Linked DNA regions of Homo sapiens: all the other regions are linked to region 2. The links are chromatin loops, found by intact Hi-C in ENCODE. Cell type or tissue: GM12878. All regions are shown on one strand. Region 1 overlaps SYTL5 (synaptotagmin like 5). Region 2 has its middle 51 kb from the start of SRPX. Region 3 overlaps CYBB (cytochrome b-245 beta chain).

Region 1 (2,500 bases), 170 kb before region 2:
CTTCTACTCAAAACCCATCCATAGCTTCCCACTGCCTACAAAATAAAGTCCTTTCTTACTTTAGTGTTCAAGGCCTTTTTTGAGAGGAAGGCCCTGTGTCCTTGTATCTAACTGTGTGTAAGTCTTTTTCTTGGCTTCTCTGATTTCTGTTGCTCTGATGCTTTTTTTCTTTTGATCTTTGGATGACTTCTCTAAAGAGTTCTCAAGCAGGTTCTGACAGGAAGTGGACCTACCTAAATGTGCCTGATGCTGACTCAGACACTGTGAGTTTTCAACCTTTCCTTTTTGTTCTTTCCAACCATACTTCACAAATTTCATGGTCTGGGAACTATGATTAAGCAATTTGTCCCACATTTATCTTTTTCCGACTTATATACAATTAACCAGAGGTTATCTTCTAAAAGATTGATGAGATGATCAGAAACCAAGTATTCCAATTCATTAAACATTGGAATCTGAACACCACTCAAAAGACACATGCTCTAAAATGATTAACTATCAACAAAACCTTTGAAGTAAACAACTATTTTAAATCACAGCCTTAGCTTGGTTAAGAGCATATAGTTTAGTTAGTAGTAAAATTGCCATAGGTGTCTTAGTTTCTCACAAGCCTCCGTATTTGTGGGTTCCTAAATTTCCTTCTATCCGTAGGGGCCCTCTGCTTACAGAGGATTTTCTTTGAAAATGTGGCTACAGAGATCTAGTATAGACACAAATCAGTGATATAAGGAGGTAATCAGGTATGGTGGGGTAGTCCTCAGACTAGAAACTTGGAGATCTTGCTTTATTTCTTGGCCATACCAACAATTTTTGTGAGCCAGAATTTTCTCATTTGTAACATGAGTAGGTTGGGGTTTATTCTTGAAACCTTTGATACTCAAAGCATTCTCTATGGACCAGCAACATTGCATCTCTCGGAACAGATACCCCAAAACTTTCTCAGTTCAAAAAGCCCCTAATGTCTCAGTAATTCTTTCCTGGCACTCCTACACTAAAAGTAGCACCTGACTAGTCCATTCATTAAGTAGTTAGAACCAAATAATGTAATAAGCAGTGTATCCTAACAACTTACTAGCCATTTGTAAAAAAATGCTACAAGTGAAAGAAATTGAAAGAAAAATAGTATTTTTATTTCATCCTTAAATAGCACCTATTACTTACCACTAATAGGATATGTGTGCCTATTGAGCACTACACAGTTACCAAATCTTGGAATCTGATTGGACATCACTACTTTCATTTCCCATTTCACATTGATTTTTATGCAATACTTGCTTTTTGTTGCAGCAACTGCCAAAAACTCAGCTTCAGACAAATAGGAGTTCATTGAAAAGAATAAAGTGTGGTTTAAAGTTGACACTGTGAATTACTAGTTAGTGGCTTACATGGTGTCTGATAGGTGTTGTTGTGTTTCCCTTGAGAATTTAAAATATTTCTGTGATTCCCCTGTGAGTTTGCTGTGGTGCTCTGTGGTACCTCGATACACAGTTTCGGAACTGCAGGCCTAGGAGTTTGTTAGAACAGCCAAATCTCAGACCTCACCCCAGACTGAGGAGATAAGCGTTTTCAGTTTAAAAAGGTATCTGGGTGCTGCTCAAAGCCACCTGCTAAACATGAAAATTCTGTTGCTTTGTTTTAGGAATAAGAAAGACAGATTAGGTCACTCACTGGCTTTCTTTAAGCTGTAATTTCCAAATAATTATGGAATTATTGGTCTGCTCTTGCCCGTGAAGAAGCTTAGAAGACATGTGACCACATCACCCACATCCTGTTCTTTGGTCAGTCTCTACTTCCAGAAATTGGTGGAACATAATGGCTTTTACCAAAAGCAAATTATGAAAAAGAAGACAGTCTAAGGTCCCTGTGTATTTACCATAGTCTTGACTTCCCAGTGGTTCACAGAAAAGTGGTTTTGAAACTATTGGGTCATCCACGAAAGACCTCCAGGTGGTCTTTTGTGACAGTTACTGAGATACATAGTTTTCATTTCTAGTGCCAAAGGATAATTTTATTACATTTACAGTAGTCACCTTTATCCACAGAGGATACATTCCACCTACCCCAGTGGATGCCTAAAACCTCGCGTAGTACCAAACCCTAGCCAAGAAACACCAAGGTCACATTTTCACTTAAAGAAAGCACTTTTGGCTTCTCTTTGACATATGTAAATTACTACCATCATTACTCTTACACTGTGGAGTCATTATTAAGTAAAATAAGAATGAGTTGAACACAAGCTCTGTGATAGCAGGACAGTCAATCTGATAACTGAGACAGCTAAGTGACTAATGGGCAAGTAGCATCTGCAGTGTGGCTCCTACAGTGTGTCCAACTGGACAAAGGGAGGCTTCACATCCAGGGTGGGATGGAGCAGTATGATGTGAGAGTTCATCATGCTACTTGTGAACCCCAAAACTCTGAGGCATGTCTCAGTTAATTTAGAAAGTTTATTTTGCCACGGTTGAGGACCGGCACCCCTGACACAGCCTCAGGAAGTCCT
Region 2 (2,500 bases):
CGTGAACCCGGGAGGCGGAGCTTGCAGTGAGCCAAGATCGCGCCACTGCACTCCAGCTTGGGCGACAGAGCGAGACTCTGTCCCCAAAAAAAAAAAAAAAAAAGTCAGTGCTGCCAAATGATGGCTGTGTGAGCCCTGTGTGTGGGTCTGAGTAGGCAGTCAAATATACAGAGCTGCTGCTCAGGGGAGGCTGGGGCTGCAGATATGTAGAATATAGATAATAGCTGAGAGATGAAAGTAGCCCCGATAACCCAGAGATTCCAGGCAGGTAGAAAACAGAATATAAGAAAAGAGGCAAAAAGAGCAGAGTGAGAGGCAGGCAGAAGAGGAGCTAGAACTGAGGACCAAGGTTTGTAGGTGCAAAATTGGGAAAACTAGGCAGCTCAGAAGTCAGGAGAGAAAAATACATCAAGAAGGGAGTGGCCAACAGGGCATGTATGCAGAAGAGATGAAGGTGATAAAAGTTTCATTTGATTTAGGCCCTTTGAGAATGTAGCCAGGAAGAAAATAGGATTATTGAAGAGTGGTAACACAAATAATGGTTTTGACAAGATGCCAAAACAAAAAGCAGGAAACAAAAACCAGGTGAAAATTTGGCTCTTCCAGAAATAAAAATGGTGCTAATAATAATAGCTTACTTCTAGCTTTAAAGAGTGGAGAAACTAGGGTAAAAAGTGATAATCCAAAAAGTAAGAATCTAGAAAAAGGATCTATGGATTAAAATGGAAGAACTCCTGTTCCTGCTATGGTGAAGAAATACACAACTTCAAAAAGACTGCCACTATAAAATACCAAGAAATGCTGATTAAGTATAAAAAATATAATTTTATAATGTGCAGGTAATCTCCCCAAAAACTAAGGGAAATCCTTGTAGACCAAAAAAGAAAGAAGGAACAGGAAGCCTCAGAGGTCATTAAGAACTGAAATAGCATCTGCTGACTCATAACTTAGACTTTTAACTTTGAAACAATTTGATCTCACAAAATGAGGGGAACTGGAACTGAGACCCCTACATAATGTGAGGACCTTCTAAGTACTATGCCCTTAATATAAGTCTACCTACAAACATTGTGGTCTACCCTTAAATGAGAAATGAACTTAAAGTGGTCCTTCAGTCACTCCAGAGCTAATAAAGGCTAATGCAAACTCTCTATAGATAGACTTACTCTAACAGAGGCCTTAAAGGATTTCCACAAAAAAAGTACCAGTGAAACATGAACTCACAATACAAATTTCAAAACACATATGGAAACTAATCACCATTAGCAAGTCAGCCAAAGCAACACACATTTAGACTGCTAAGGATGACACTGGAATTACTAAATACAGAATGTAAACTAAGTGTGCTTAAATTAAAAGACTAGAATAAAAAAAGTAAGCATAAAACAAGATACTGATTTTAAAAGACCAGATTGATTTGAAAAAGAACAAAAATACAACTTCACTTAAAATGTGAAAGATGTTATCACTGAAATTAAAACTTTAAATAGGTAGGTTAAATAGCCAAGTAGTCTCAGCTGAAGAGAAACTATGAAATTGATGAAGGCCCTGAAATTACCCAGAATATCACTTACACATAGAAAACAAGAAGGTGATATTAAAAGACATGTACCCATAAAATAAAAAGTTTTATATCAGAATTTGAAAGAGGGGAGAGAAAATATTCAAATATATAATGGATGAGAATTTTAAAAAAATTGACAAATGACATGAATTCTCAGATTCAAGAGTCATAATAAATTCCAAGTAAGTTAAAATTAAAAATTCCATACCTGCTGGGCATGGTGGCTCACGCCTGTAATCCCAGCACTTTGGGAGGCCAAGACAGGCGGATCACCTGAGGTCAGGAGTTTGAGACCAGCCTGACCAACATGGAGAAACCCCGTCTCTACTAAAAGTACAAAATCAGCCAGGCATGGTGGCACATGCCTGTAATCTCAGCTACTTGGGAGGCTGAGGCAGGAGAATCGCTTGAACCTGGGAGGCAGGATTGTGGTGAGCCAAGATCGCGCCATTGCACTCCAGCCTGGGCAACAAGAGCGAAACTCCATCTCAAAAAAAAAAAAAAATCCATACTTAAGCATCTCATAGTGAACTGAAACACACCAAAGACAATCTAAAAAGCAGCCATAGAGAAATGGCAGGTTATATACAAAGTTATCAGCAATTATACTAAAGCAAAATTATAGACAGCAATAATGGGAGCAGATACTAAGAGAAAATAACTGTCAACGAGCCACACTATCATTCAAGAACTATGGTAAAATAAAGACATTTTCAAGTGAACAGAAACTAAAAGTTTTAACTGTCAACAGACATCTGTGATAGGAACTTCCAAAATATTTCTTCAGGAAGAATAAGAATTCCAGAGGGGACATCTGAGTAAAAAAGTAGTATAAAAAATACTAAAAACATACGATTTGTGATGTTAAAAAATTTTAAATACTGGGTACCATAACTTCTAAAATAAGAAAGAAGAGGTGATAGGCAAGAAAATTCT
Region 3 (2,500 bases), 490 kb before region 2:
TAAAGTATAACGTTTAATATATCGTAAGTGCCCAGTGAACATTTGCTAAATGAAGCCCATGCACTATAGCTTATTTTTGAGTTGGGTTCTCTATCACCCAGGCTGGAGTGCAGTGGTACGATCATAGCTCACTGCAGCCTGGAACTCCTGGGCTCAAGTGATCATCCCTCCTTGACTTCCATACATGTGGGGATTACAGGCATGAGTCACCTGCCTGGCGAGTTCCTTGTTTCTAAGGAGACACAATTCATTTTTATTCTCCCTACCCCCATTAGAATAGTTTCTATTTAGAGGAAGTAAAGCCTGAGAAACAGGCAATGTTTTCACCAAGATGGCCTGTTAAGAAATCTTGGTTAGTCTACAAGTCCAAATTTCACTGCCGGTGAGCACCATGTCCCATGAGCAGCACATGTTGTAATGCCAGCTTTTATGCCTCCTGTGACCCAGGAGGGAAGATCTGCATGAGAGTCTCTAAAGACAGGGATGAAATGAGACTGCCCTTCAAATCGCAGAGAAGCTTGGCTGTATAACTACATAGATCTTTATATAAAAGAATATGTTTTAAAACTATCAGCAAGCAACATTCTTTTATAGATCAAGCATGTACTTTCTTCTGGGATTCCTAACCTGAAATGTGAACTTTTCTAATAAAACTTCTTCTGTGATTGTGATTAAAATGAGTGAGTGTGCTGTAACTAATGTTGGAAATCATATAGCTGCCACTCATTGAAGCTTAATGGAATTCACCGCATGAAATCTGCACATCAAACCAGTAAAGTGGGAACAAAATTAAATGGAAGTGTTGGCATTCAAACCCAGGTCATTGTGTCCCCAGAGCCCATTCACTTTAAATCATGCTGCCAAAACTTCTTGAAATTGTGCTGTTGCAGTATTATGATCCTAGAAAGCCATTATATATATGAGTGTTTGAGCATGCCAAGTAACCTAGACTAGAAATGACAAGGATGTTATAAATACAAGGACTTAATAGTAGGACACTATATAAGCAAAATAACCACGAACTTGCATTCAGTTTCTAGAGGTCTCAATCATTGAAACTTTGCTTTGTAATCCTTCTGGTTACCTAGAGAAAGAAAGCCCCAGGGTTGCCCACCCCACCACTCCAGGAAAGGTAGGGGTAAAGGCTCTCAGACTGCTTTGTTGAGAAAAATGGAGAATGGGTGAAGCTCAGCACACAAAAATCTCTGAGGAAGCCTTAAAAACCCCCAACTTGCCATGCAGAAACTAATTTCTGTCTGGATGGCAGTCCTAGTCTTAAGATCAGAAAGAAACAGGAAGGTGAGAGGGTGAGGTTTTATCTGTTACCTTATATAGTCTGGGAGTCAGAGGCACTCAGTGTGCCTCTATCTTTAATCACGTGGTCTAGCACTAGTCTCTTGGGCTTTCTGTCTCATAGTTTTTTTTTTTAGTTGAAAAACAGGTCAACTAACACAAATGTAAGAAGGCATATGTTGGTCTAAAAGTATATTAATTGTTTAAGTCTGTCAATTAGTGAGTTGTCAGTCAATAAATATTTGTTGAGTGCCATTTATGTGCTAAGCACTGGGGACATGTGGTAAGTAAAGATTAAGTTATAGATAGGCCATGAGCTTAAGGAGCTTAGAGTGTTAACAGGAGAGACAGAGAATAAATATGGAACTTCCAAATTATAAACAGTGCTATGCAAATAAGGTAGTGTTATTCATATTTATCAGATATTCTACTGCCAGCAGGTGTGGATATTACTGTCAACTTACTTGCCTGAGTTCTGTAGATTCAAAGTTGGATTTTGTAATTTCTCCCAGTTGCGTATAAATATCTAAATCAGATACATTGATGGTGCGTGTGGTGAGATCAAGTGTACAAAAAGTAGAGCTTTTGAGTTTCTGTAAAGTGTTACACCCCATAAAATATGTACTTCTTTTTAGTTCCACTTCCCATTTTCTTGAAATATTTTTTTCTTACTCAGTTTCAATAGAGCATAGAAATCTGCTGAAGTGACTCAATAATCTCCCTTGCATTAGAATGGTAGTTTATTGAAATCGGGCAAGGCTTCCGGTGACAGTAACAGAGAAACTTCCCTTTAGAAGTCAATGGCAGAAAGTAAAGTAAGTTAGTAAGGAAGCTATGGGGCATGATGGCAACGTGGATAATTGGGAAGTGGCTGGCAATAATTTAGAAGTAACTCAAAGCATATAAATGCAATCTGCCTGATGATGGGGAACAAAAAATTATGGGCAGTCACAGACAGTAAAGTCCTTCCTTCCTATGCCACCAACCGGTTGTCTCGCCTCCTTTTTTAAGGAAGTGGTGAGGAGATGGTATTCTTAAAAGCCCAGTATCAGCATGACTTGTGGCTTCTTTTTGGATTTGTTTGCCATTCCTGTCCACACCAAAGAGGGTAGGTGGGAAAAATTAGGGATTTGTGCCCTGATGGTTGGACCCACTCCACTGATCCATTAGTTACTAGTAATCTCACTTTTTCCTTTCAATATAATAT

The links. Hi-C counts contacts between places; a loop is a spot of excess contacts. Peaks named below come from ENCODE experiments on the same cell type or tissue, not always from the same donor. Only the 100,000 strongest peaks of a DNase experiment are listed, where the experiment ranks them.
Region 1: a loop joins it to region 2, with 2.1 times the contacts of the local background. A loop is called at or near these places in 1 of 110 quality-filtered maps.
Region 3: a loop joins it to region 2, with 3 times the contacts of the local background. A loop is called at or near these places in 1 of 110 quality-filtered maps.

Annotation. Positions count from the first base shown.
Region 1 is chrX:38,102,829-38,105,328 of GRCh38, forward strand. The region is part of intron 10 of SYTL5 (synaptotagmin like 5); the gene reads left to right. Among named protein-coding and RNA genes, the nearest start is that of MIR548AJ2, 80 kb to the left of the region's middle. RefSeq lists a silencer at 1,355-1,524 and an enhancer at 1,635-1,704. In GM12878, no CTCF peak of the experiment used is centred here; DNase peaks (open chromatin) are centred at 843 and 1,453; H3K27ac peaks cover 2,047 bases.
Region 2 is chrX:38,270,539-38,273,038 of GRCh38, forward strand. It overlaps a transcript of RPGR not described here. Among named protein-coding and RNA genes, the nearest start is that of SRPX, 51 kb to the left of the region's middle. In GM12878, no CTCF peak of the experiment used is centred here; a DNase peak (open chromatin) is centred at 1,003; H3K27ac peaks cover 1,567 bases.
Region 3 is chrX:37,785,489-37,787,988 of GRCh38, forward strand. All of the region lies in intron 3 of CYBB (cytochrome b-245 beta chain), which reads left to right. Among named protein-coding and RNA genes, the nearest start is that of CYBB, 6.7 kb to the left of the region's middle. In GM12878, no CTCF peak of the experiment used is centred here; DNase peaks (open chromatin) are centred at 1,300 and 2,057; H3K4me3 peaks cover 1,022 bases; H3K27ac peaks cover 2,500 bases.